Regions from separate parts of the Homo sapiens genome. Here region 1 is linked to region 2. A link is a contact called in ENCODE Hi-C data. All regions are on one chromosome and are shown on one strand. Each heading gives the region's core, a stretch centred on a gene start or an enhancer-like site at or near the end of the contact. The rest is flanking DNA. Distances are from core to core; before and after follow the strand shown. Region 1 holds the start of GLIS3-AS1 (GLIS3 antisense RNA 1). Region 2 overlaps RFX3 (regulatory factor X3).

Region 1 (4,689 bases), core at 213-2,712, 420 kb before region 2:
TCTTCTATTTCTCTTCCCCAGGCCCCAGGCTCACCCTGCTTGACTCTTACTTCTCCGCACAACCACAGGGTAGGCAGGTTCTTCCCCCATAGGTCTGTACGGCTTATTCCTCACTTCTTTCAAAGCTTTTTATAAATGCCATCTTCAAGAGGCTTTCCTTGATCTCCTATCTAAAGCTGCCACCCCTTATTCCTACTCACTGTCTCGCTTCTCCGCATCACTTTTCTCCATAGCATTTATCACCATCTGAGGTTGTATATGTTTTATTTGTTCATCATCTGCTTCCCCATCTAGAGTCTAACTTTGACAAAAGCAGTCAGTATTCCTAGGGTCTAGAGAAGTATGTAACAAACACTTAATAAATATTTGTTGACTGCATAAGCATACTCTAGCTCTATATCTAAAGGTTTAGTCTTGTCTTTATAAAATCCATTTATACACACACTCTTTAAATACCAAAGATGATTACCATTTGCAATATTTGTAACAAATACATTTCTAGATTGCTTTTAAGGTATTATGTTTTTGTACAAGCAGAACGTTAATATTTTTATGTCACTAAATCTTACATTGTTTTTTTTTTCCATTTCAATTACACTTAAAAAATTCTTATTCATTAAAAGATCAGATAACTTTTCACCTAGTTTATTTTAGCATTTTTTATTGTTTGATTTTTTTTTTACATGTAACTCTTTAATGTATAAGATCTAAATTGTTCTGTTTTTATGTAACTGACTGTTGGAGTTTTGTTACTGTTAATCACATTGTTTTATCTTTGAATCATGCCATAATATATTAAAATTTAACTTGAGTATTTTCCTTTCATGGAAAATCTATAGGAGTTAAATCTCAATGGGCATTTCTTAATCATCTCTGGGATGTTTTCATGACAGTGTTTCTATTTTAAAAGCACTTTCCAAGATGGACTAAATCTACTTGAGTTTGTTGTTGTTATCGTTACAAGTTCTGATAAGATACGGAGCAAATAAAAGGAAGTATAATAGGAAGTTGAGTTGCCAGAAGTGGAAATATCAAGGACTGAAGTCAAATCCGCCTCTAGCCACATTTTTCCAGAAGCTCTTGCCAGGTGTTATTAGGATTGGAGAACTGATCCTTTTATTGACACTCTGTTAAGCTCTGTGCCTTACCCGTAGTTGCTGCTTGATAAATTTTTGTGGGCTGAGTTGCACTGATAGAGCATGATGCCTTCCCAGGAAAATATTCCAAGGACCGGCTCTCCTTATCGATGTCTCTTCCGTTTTGTCCTCTTAGTTGCGGTCCAGCACAGAGCTCCATCCAGACCTGCTCACAGATTGCCTCACCGTGCAGTCCCTGCAGCCGGCCACTTCCCCTAGAGATGCTGCTGCTGAAGGGACCGTGGGACGCTCCCCTGGACCCGGGCCTGACCTCTATTCAGGTAAAGACAGCAAAGGCAGAGCCAACCACAACTACCCTTTTTTAGGCCTTTTACTCTGGTTAAAAGGAATGCTCACGTGAGAAAAATTTTCCTAAGATCGTCTGTGTTGTTCTTTATCAATGGGCTGCAAATTGCTCTCCACCCCTTCTGATTCCTGAGCTGGGTGTGGCAGCAGATTGTTTTTTCTCATAAAGAAATAAAATAAAATAATGCATTACCTCTTTTAGTTATGGACTTCTGCCAGAAATTCAGTGTACCCAACCCTCGCAGTTATGTTACATTTACTCACTTGATTTAGACTCGAAGGAAATGTTTCCTCCTTAAGCAGGTAGCAGGCTGCGTGTGGATTTCTTAATGAAACAGTTGTTGTCATCTTTATGTTTTAAAAGGAAGCCCCAGGTCTCTAAGGAAATTTTCACATCAGCAAACCAACTTATAAGAATGTTCATTCATGTTTGCCAACCATTGTGGGAAAGGAGATGGGATGACACTCCCAGACCACCTTCCATCTGCCTAGGTTTGAATAATAGGTGACTATATTTGGAAAATTACATGTATGTAGTAAAAAACAAAAAAAATAAGAAAAGATTAATATACCATAAGGAAGTTATTTTTCTTTTACTCAGCCTGGATTTTTATGCATTTTCTACTCTCTGTAATGGTGATATACTTATGCAAACATAATTAGTGATTGTCCTTACATATGGAACACTCTTACAGTCATGCTATGAAGATGAGAAAAAAGATTTACCAGCTCCACATTCCAGACAATGAGAATTTTCTATTTTCTGTGGGTTGCAGATACTACCCCCACCCCCATCTGATTCCAGAGCCAGGTTTGGCAGCAGACTGTTTTTTTCTTTCGAAAAGTATGAATAAGCCATTAGAATTTAAAATTTACAGATGCATTGCAGTGGAATGGGAGAAAGACATCCTTGTACAACGTTTTAAATTTGACAGTTCTCAGTTGATTCAGATGCAGAGAGAAAGGGCAGTAAGCAAGTATTGCAAGAGCATCAGTCATCAAAACTGGGCCTTAATCATGGCCCATTGGACCTTTATCAGTTGCTTTAAGCACTTACTGTTGGGGACAACATAGCCTCTGCTTTTTGAGACACAGGGAGATGAGACGAAGAAGGGTTGACCAAACTTACAGAGGTTTCAGGTACAGGTTCATATACAGACATCAAATATATCAATGTGCAGTGTTACCAACACATACATAAATATTTTGTATTAAATATATATATATATATGAAAAACCATGACTAGCTTTTGTTTTTGTGTGTCTGATTTGTTCAGTATTTGATATATGAACATTTATTTCAGCACATTAAATTAGCAAACAATTTTAAACAGCCTATAAAGCATTCCCCTACTACTTCAGTTCATTAATCTATGATCTTACTAAGACCTGGAACCCAATAGTCAACAGTCAACACTAACCAGAAGTGATTGAAAAATGGCCTAACATACAATATAAATGGTTTCTAGTGATGGGCTAGTCTGGCTGTATTTAATCCTCTCAGAAATGGGTTTGGGAAGCAATGCTATCCATATCTATGGAAAACATTAGCACCTTTGTTGTATGTAGCATACAGCATATGGCTCATTTTCGAAACTGTCACATTTGTCTTGGTGTCTGTTTTTATATGTCTGGTAGTGTTTTTAAAGCTTTAGAGTTTTAAATATTTTAAGGTTCAGCTTGAAATGTTTTTGTCATTCCAAGCAAATGTCCACTTTTTGTCCATGACTCTATTCTATATTCGGTCCTCAAAAAGATTTTGAGCTCTGGAATTAGAGCCTCCGGCTGTGGTAGGTTTGCCTCCTAAGGGGCAAGGATACCTAAGTTGCTCCAGCCATCAGTGGAGTGTCTTCAGGTTGACCCACATTTTCCGTAACTCTTGAGAACACTTGAAACATGCAGATGATCATGTTGCTCAACTTTGTTCCCAGAATTTTACTTCTCCAGGTACCTTATGACTGTGAAAGTTTACCCTCTCTACTTCTTTTTTTTTTTAATTGAGATGGGAGTCTCACTCTGTCAACCAGGCTGGACTGCAGTGGCACCATCTCAGCTCACTGCAACCTCTACCTCCCAGGTTCAAGCAATTCTCCTGCCTCAGCCTCCCTAGCAGCTGGGACTACAGGTGTGCACCACCACACCTGGGTAGTTTTTTGTATTTTTAGTAGAGACTGGATTTCACCATGTTGGCCAGGCTGGTCTCAAACTCCTGACCTCAGGTGATCCACCCACCTCGGCCTCCAAAAGTGCTGGGATTACAGGCATGAGCCACTGTGCTCGGGCCCTACTTCTTTCCTTATTCCTCCTTCCCTCAGGTATGATTTTGCTTTCTAACTTTCTTCCTTTTAAAAAAATGTTACGCCTTTTGTTTTGCAGAGTAGGCAACAAACCAAGAGGCAGAACCAGGCAGGGGAAAAAATTACAAAACAAAAATTTAAGCCTTTCTTTTAAAGTTCTAGAAATGTGCTTGTGTGGAGTGCATATTAACATCCACTGCAAACCTTCGCCCTAGATCTATGGAAAGAAGCCAAACCATGAAAAATGCCAAAGGTGCAAAAGGAAACTTCATCAATTAGTTAAATGTAAAATCTGAAGTGTTAAGACAATTTGATGAAGATTAAGACTTGGCTAAATAGCAAAAGTACTTGGAGTTATTCCCTTTTATGTTCTATTATACAAAATCAAGAAAATATTTGTTTAATGATTGTCAGGCACTTCTACCTTTAAGTGCTAGTAAATTAATTTATCACAAAAATATTTTGATGGAAACCCGTTGAGTATGTATGAGCATAGAATAGGAGGCAGTTAAATTTGGCATTGAGCACCATAATCTTTCAGAAGCCACAACGATTGAGGACTTGTGGTGTGAAGAAGTCATAGTTTTGCAATGGAAATTCTGGTCAAGTATATGATGCTTTATAACATTCTAAGAGAAGGATACTTTGCACAGCATGAAGATGAACAGGGAAGATGGCAGTTCTGGAACATACAAGTCTTGCACTTCTCCTGAAGTGTTGCCTTCCCTCATTGAAACAAACTTTTCAGGTTGAAAAGAAAGACAGAGCTTGATTGGAAAGGATTGCCTGAAAATACTTTTATTTCTGTGAAAGATAATAGCGTCCCAGGTTAAAGCAGCCAAATATCACTTGAGGCCATGCTGAGGATGACTTTCATAAAATTAAGGTGTTTACTTGTCTACTATTCTGAAAATCCCAGGCCTCCCCAAGCCTGCTCCTGAGCTCACCTG
Region 2 (4,736 bases), core at 1,597-4,096:
TAGATTTTTTTTTTTAAAAAATGTACTTTTCAGATGGGAAACTATTTTCTTGATGTGGAAGGTTAAATTGTTCATGTTAGTTAGATGTGTTTGCTATGATTACAGTTTTAATAGCTGTATATAAAAATAAGGATTGTGAGAGAGAAATCCTTTGATATATTTGAACAACGTTGCATTAAAGCCAGATAGCCTTGGCTTTATTTGTTCTTTAATTTATCCAACAAATATTTATCAAGTGCCTATTAGGCATTAGATGCTAAGAATGGATTTTTCATTTGCTGGCTGTGTAACTATGGGCAGGTTACTTAAAGTAGCCAAGTGTCAGTTTCTTTATTTGTAAATGAGGGATAATACCTACCGTATTGAGTTATTGTAAGGGTTATAGATTATCCAAAGTAACCAACAGCACCTGACATATAATTGGACAATAATAAATTGTAGTTAGTGTTATTATTCTTCATAGTAACAAAACATAATGTAATTTTAGCTTGCTATTATATATAATATTGCTGTGGTAGTCATTTAGCATATAGGGTAATTGATGATGGTTATAATTTTATTAATAGGGAGGAGAATGGAGCCTAGCTAGGTTGATTATACTTACCATCCTGTCAGCTAAATAATATTTCCTTATATTTGTATAGCAGTTTACAGCTTTCAAAGCTCTTATTTATTCTACAGCGTTCCTCTAAGACAGGCAGGGCATGTATAATTTTTCCTGTTTTACAATACAGCAGCTGAAGCTTAGAGAGATTAATTGACTTGTCTAAGGTCATATGGCTTTTAAGTGATTAACAGGTTCCACTTATAATTAAGATTCCTGGTGAACGTAGATTGACTCTCATTGTGGGAAAGAACAGAGAATAGAATCTGACTATAATTGCTCAGTCTTCAAGCTTTAGCCATTTTATAGTTTCTTGTGGTTGTGTCCATTCCAGTCATCTGAACATTGGCCTGAATGTTTTAGTTGTCTATTACATTGATGGCATTCATGCTCGTGTGAAGTCACTTTCCTTTCAGTTTGGGTTGGGCCTGTAGCTTGTTTTAACAAAGAGAATGCAAAGGGATTAAAGCTCTTCCAGGTCTGGGTGCAAAAAGGCCCGACAACTTATGCTTTTGTGTTTTCGAGAGAGAGGATCATCATGTAAGAATCTGACCGTTCTCCTAGAGAGACCCAGTGGAAAAGAGGCCACATGGAGAGGGAGAATTTCTGAGATTACATGGAGAGAGATGCTTAGCCATGCTAGTATCCTAGCTGATCTCATTTCTCACCTGCTGGCTGAAAGCAGTAGTATGAATGACCACCAGCAAGATGACTGTAAGAACTGCCTAGTTGAGCCCTGCTCAGATTGCAGAATTATGACCAAATAAAATGGTGGTTGTTGTGCCAGTAAGTTTTGGGGTGGTTTGTTACACAACAAAAGAAAAGCAAAAGAAACATGCGACAATATTCTTGAAAATAAAAGCCTTGCTAAAAGATGTTTACTTTTCTCGGCCTACCTTGACAGTTTTGGTCTTTCCTTGGCTTGCCAATACCAGCTAACAAAAGAGAAATAGTAATGAACAACTCTTTTCTCTTCCAGAAGCCCGCGATTTTGGCCTATACTTGGGTGAATCTGAGGTAAACTCAATCTCTGTTCTGAGTCTCTTCAGAGAAATCTCAAGAGATAGGGTTGCCTCCTAAGTCAAGTATCTGATTCTTCTTTTCTGTCGATTTCCCACTTCCAGTTTTCTGTGGTTTTAAAAAAATTTCTTACTATCAGAGTATAGTTGGTTTTGGCCTCAGTCAGCCAAGTAAGACAAGATGGACTAGGCTTTCCTCCTCACTTTTACTTGTTTCTGTTGTCCCCAAAAGATTTGAGAGGCCGTTTAGGACTGAGAGTGGCTCTGAGACCAGTAATCACCTTTGTTTTTGATGATTCACATATTAGTTAACAGGAAAGATGTGATAAATTGTTTATGCAGTTTATTTTTTCCTGTCTCACAGATCTGTTTCACTCTCATTTAAGTACTGAAATACAGATTTTTTTCATAAGTTTCTATTAGAGATAAGAATCAGTGATCTAAAAATTTTAAGTATATTTTTAAAAAATCAAACTAAGTGAGGGTTTGTTTTTTTTGGTTAAGATCTTTTTGTCCTGAAAATTATAAATTCAGAATATTACAGAACTTGATCAACTTCCAGAATGGTGGAGTGAGGGCCTCAGTGAATTTGTGCTGCCTATACAACAACAAAAATATGGGTAAAATAATGAAAATCAGCCATTTTAGAATTCTGGCAATTAAGCAGGAGTATGAATTGAAAATCATCTGTCCAAGAGAAAACTAGTGAATCTTGGGAAGACCAGTGGGGTCTGCGATATTTTAACTTGGGGTTATTCTCATCTCTCTCTCCAGCTTAGTGGTGTAGCTAAAAGCTGGCAGTATTGCAGACAATGGAGAGAGCTGACCACTTCTGGAGCCCCATTGAAGGCACTATCCCCAGAGCACAGTTAATATTTTGTCCCAACTTGCAGCTCCCTGGGAAAACTCTTTTCAGAGAGAGTGGCTGGATATTTGATTTGACTCTGAACTCAGCTCAGTTGGGGGAAGAAAAAGCTTACCCCCAGGGCATTACTGAAACAATAGCAAACTGTTGGCAAAATGTCAATTGCCTAAGGCTGTGATTTCAGTTGAGGCAAAGGAAGAATCTGGCCAGGAATTTAAAAGGAAAGTCTGGAGAACTAGCCAACTATAGGGAACTTTGGAAAGCTCTGGCATATTCCTGGGTATTTAAAAGGCTGTACAATGTGCAAGTCTGTACACATGCCCGGAAATGACCTGGGAAAGGAGAATGTCACCTCTGACTGATCTTGAGGCACTGTGTAAGCAGGAAGTGAAAATCAGTGCTATTTGTAAGCTTCCTGAAGTTTGAAGGTATGACTTCTCATGAAGATTTCTTTGGCAAAAGGTAGAAGACATATAGGCAAAGCATTTAAGGAAATCTTTTAAATGATCATTGGTTGACTACTACATTTTACTGGTCCAGGTATGACTTCTTGGAAGCCAGGCTTACAAATAAAAACAAGATCCTAAAAAAAAAAAAAAAAAAAGTTCTAGCAGAGAACTCGGTGGCCACACACTACGGGGAATACAGGATCTGTAAAATTCGTTCATGAAAGTACTAAAGAATCAGCATCAAGAAAAACAACACACTGATGATTAAAAAATTTAGGGGAATAATGTGGAGCAATCTGATATGAGATTTGTTAAAATATATTACCTAAAATGTTCAGTTTTAACAAAAATTGAGAAATGCAAAGAAACAGGAAATAAAACACACAGAGACAAATAATAAAAAACGAACAAAAAAAGTCCCTGTGGGAGCCTAGATTTTAGACTTTGTAGTCTTTAAGTTAGCTATTACAAATACATTCAAAGAACTAAATGAAACCATGTCTAAAGAATTAAAGGGAAGCATCAGAATGGTGTTTCACCAGAGAAAGAGTATCAATAAAGATAGAAATTATTAAAAAACAAGGAAGTTCTGGAGCTTAAAAGTATAATAACTGAAATGAAAAATTCACTAGAGGAGCTCAACAACAGATATAAATTGGCAAATGAAGGAATCTTTTAACTCGAAGTTAGGTCAATAGAGATTGTTCAATGTGAGGATCAGAAAGAAAAATGAACAGAGTCTCAAAAGACTTATGTGACTCCATTAAATGTTGTGCCAACATGGACATTATAGGATTCCCAGAAGATGAGAATGAGGCAGAAAGAATATTTAAAAAAAAATGGCAGAAAACTTTCCAAACTTGCTGAAAAATATTACTCTGTGCTACACATCCAAGAAGCTCACTGTAATCCAAGTTGAATAAGCCCAAAGTGATCCATACCTAGACCCATCATAGTTGAATTTAAAGAAAAATCTTGAAAGTAGCAGGAGAAAAATGACTTGTTACAAGGAATCCTCAATAGGCTTAATAGCTGACTTACGAGAAACCCTGGAGGCTAGAAGACATTTTCAACATTGAAAGTAAAAGACTGTCAACCAGTAATTCTCTATTTAGCTAAACTTTTCTTCAAAACTGAAAGTGAAATTAAGACGTTTCCAAATAGATAAAAACTGAAAGGATTCTCACGAACTCTAAGAAATGTTAAAGGGAGTCTTTCAGGTTGAAATGAAAGGACACTTAATGGTAAATTTTAATCCGTGTGAAGAAATAAAGAGGAATGGTTAAAGGTAACTACAGGCATTATGAAAGACATGTACAAATAGATTGAATAATAGATTGAAGTTTTTGTTAGGGATAGGCTCTAAATCCATGTCTTTTGTATAGTATAAATTGTGATTCTGTATTGGAATTATACTTTGCTGTCTGGAGAAGTGTTTATAAAAGTAATGAAAATTTTGGTTTCAGGTAAAACAAAAATTAGAACAAAAATTATACTGAAAATAATTATTACATAAATTTTGAATGATAACTATGAGCTAGTGACATATATGTATTACATCATTTTCTCATTACAATATCTCACTAGGGTGTGTTATCTAGATTTTATAGATGGGGAAAATTGAATTAAGAAAGAAAGTGACTTGCCCAAGGTCATTTAAGTAGTAAGTGGTGGAGCTAGGATTTGAGCTGTGGTCTGTTTAACACTAAAGCCCAAGCTTTTAAATACTGCTTTACACCTTAATATCCGGTGCTTTAATATTCTTGGCCTTCTTTCAAAAACTTCCCTCTTCCTGTCAA

Evidence for each region. Hi-C counts contacts between places; a loop is a spot of excess contacts on that map. Pooled maps may share reads with other maps.
Region 1: a loop to region 2 is called in a pooled map, with 4 times the contacts of the local background. The contact joins the promoter of GLIS3-AS1 here to the enhancer-like site in region 2. A Hi-C loop is called at or near these places in 1 of 37 single-sample maps with no recorded cell type and 4 of 50 pooled maps.

Annotation. Positions count from the first base shown.
Region 1 is chr9:3,895,419-3,900,107 of GRCh38, reverse strand. It overlaps GLIS3-AS1 (GLIS3 antisense RNA 1), which reads right to left and starts at 1,462. Exons shown (of 2, transcript NR_026663.1): 1 at 1,149-1,462. It overlaps GLIS3 (GLIS family zinc finger 3), which reads left to right. Exons shown (of 11, transcript NM_001042413.2): 7 at 1,273-1,417.
Region 2 is chr9:3,476,766-3,481,501 of GRCh38, reverse strand. The region is part of intron 1 of RFX3 (regulatory factor X3); the gene reads left to right. Among named protein-coding and RNA genes, the nearest start is that of RFX3, 47 kb to the left of the region's middle. RefSeq lists enhancers at 2,960-3,009, 2,032-3,231. Within about 2 kb of position 2,846, at least 7 of the 41 ENCODE cell types and tissues checked have a DNase peak (open chromatin) inside an H3K27ac peak, as active enhancers do.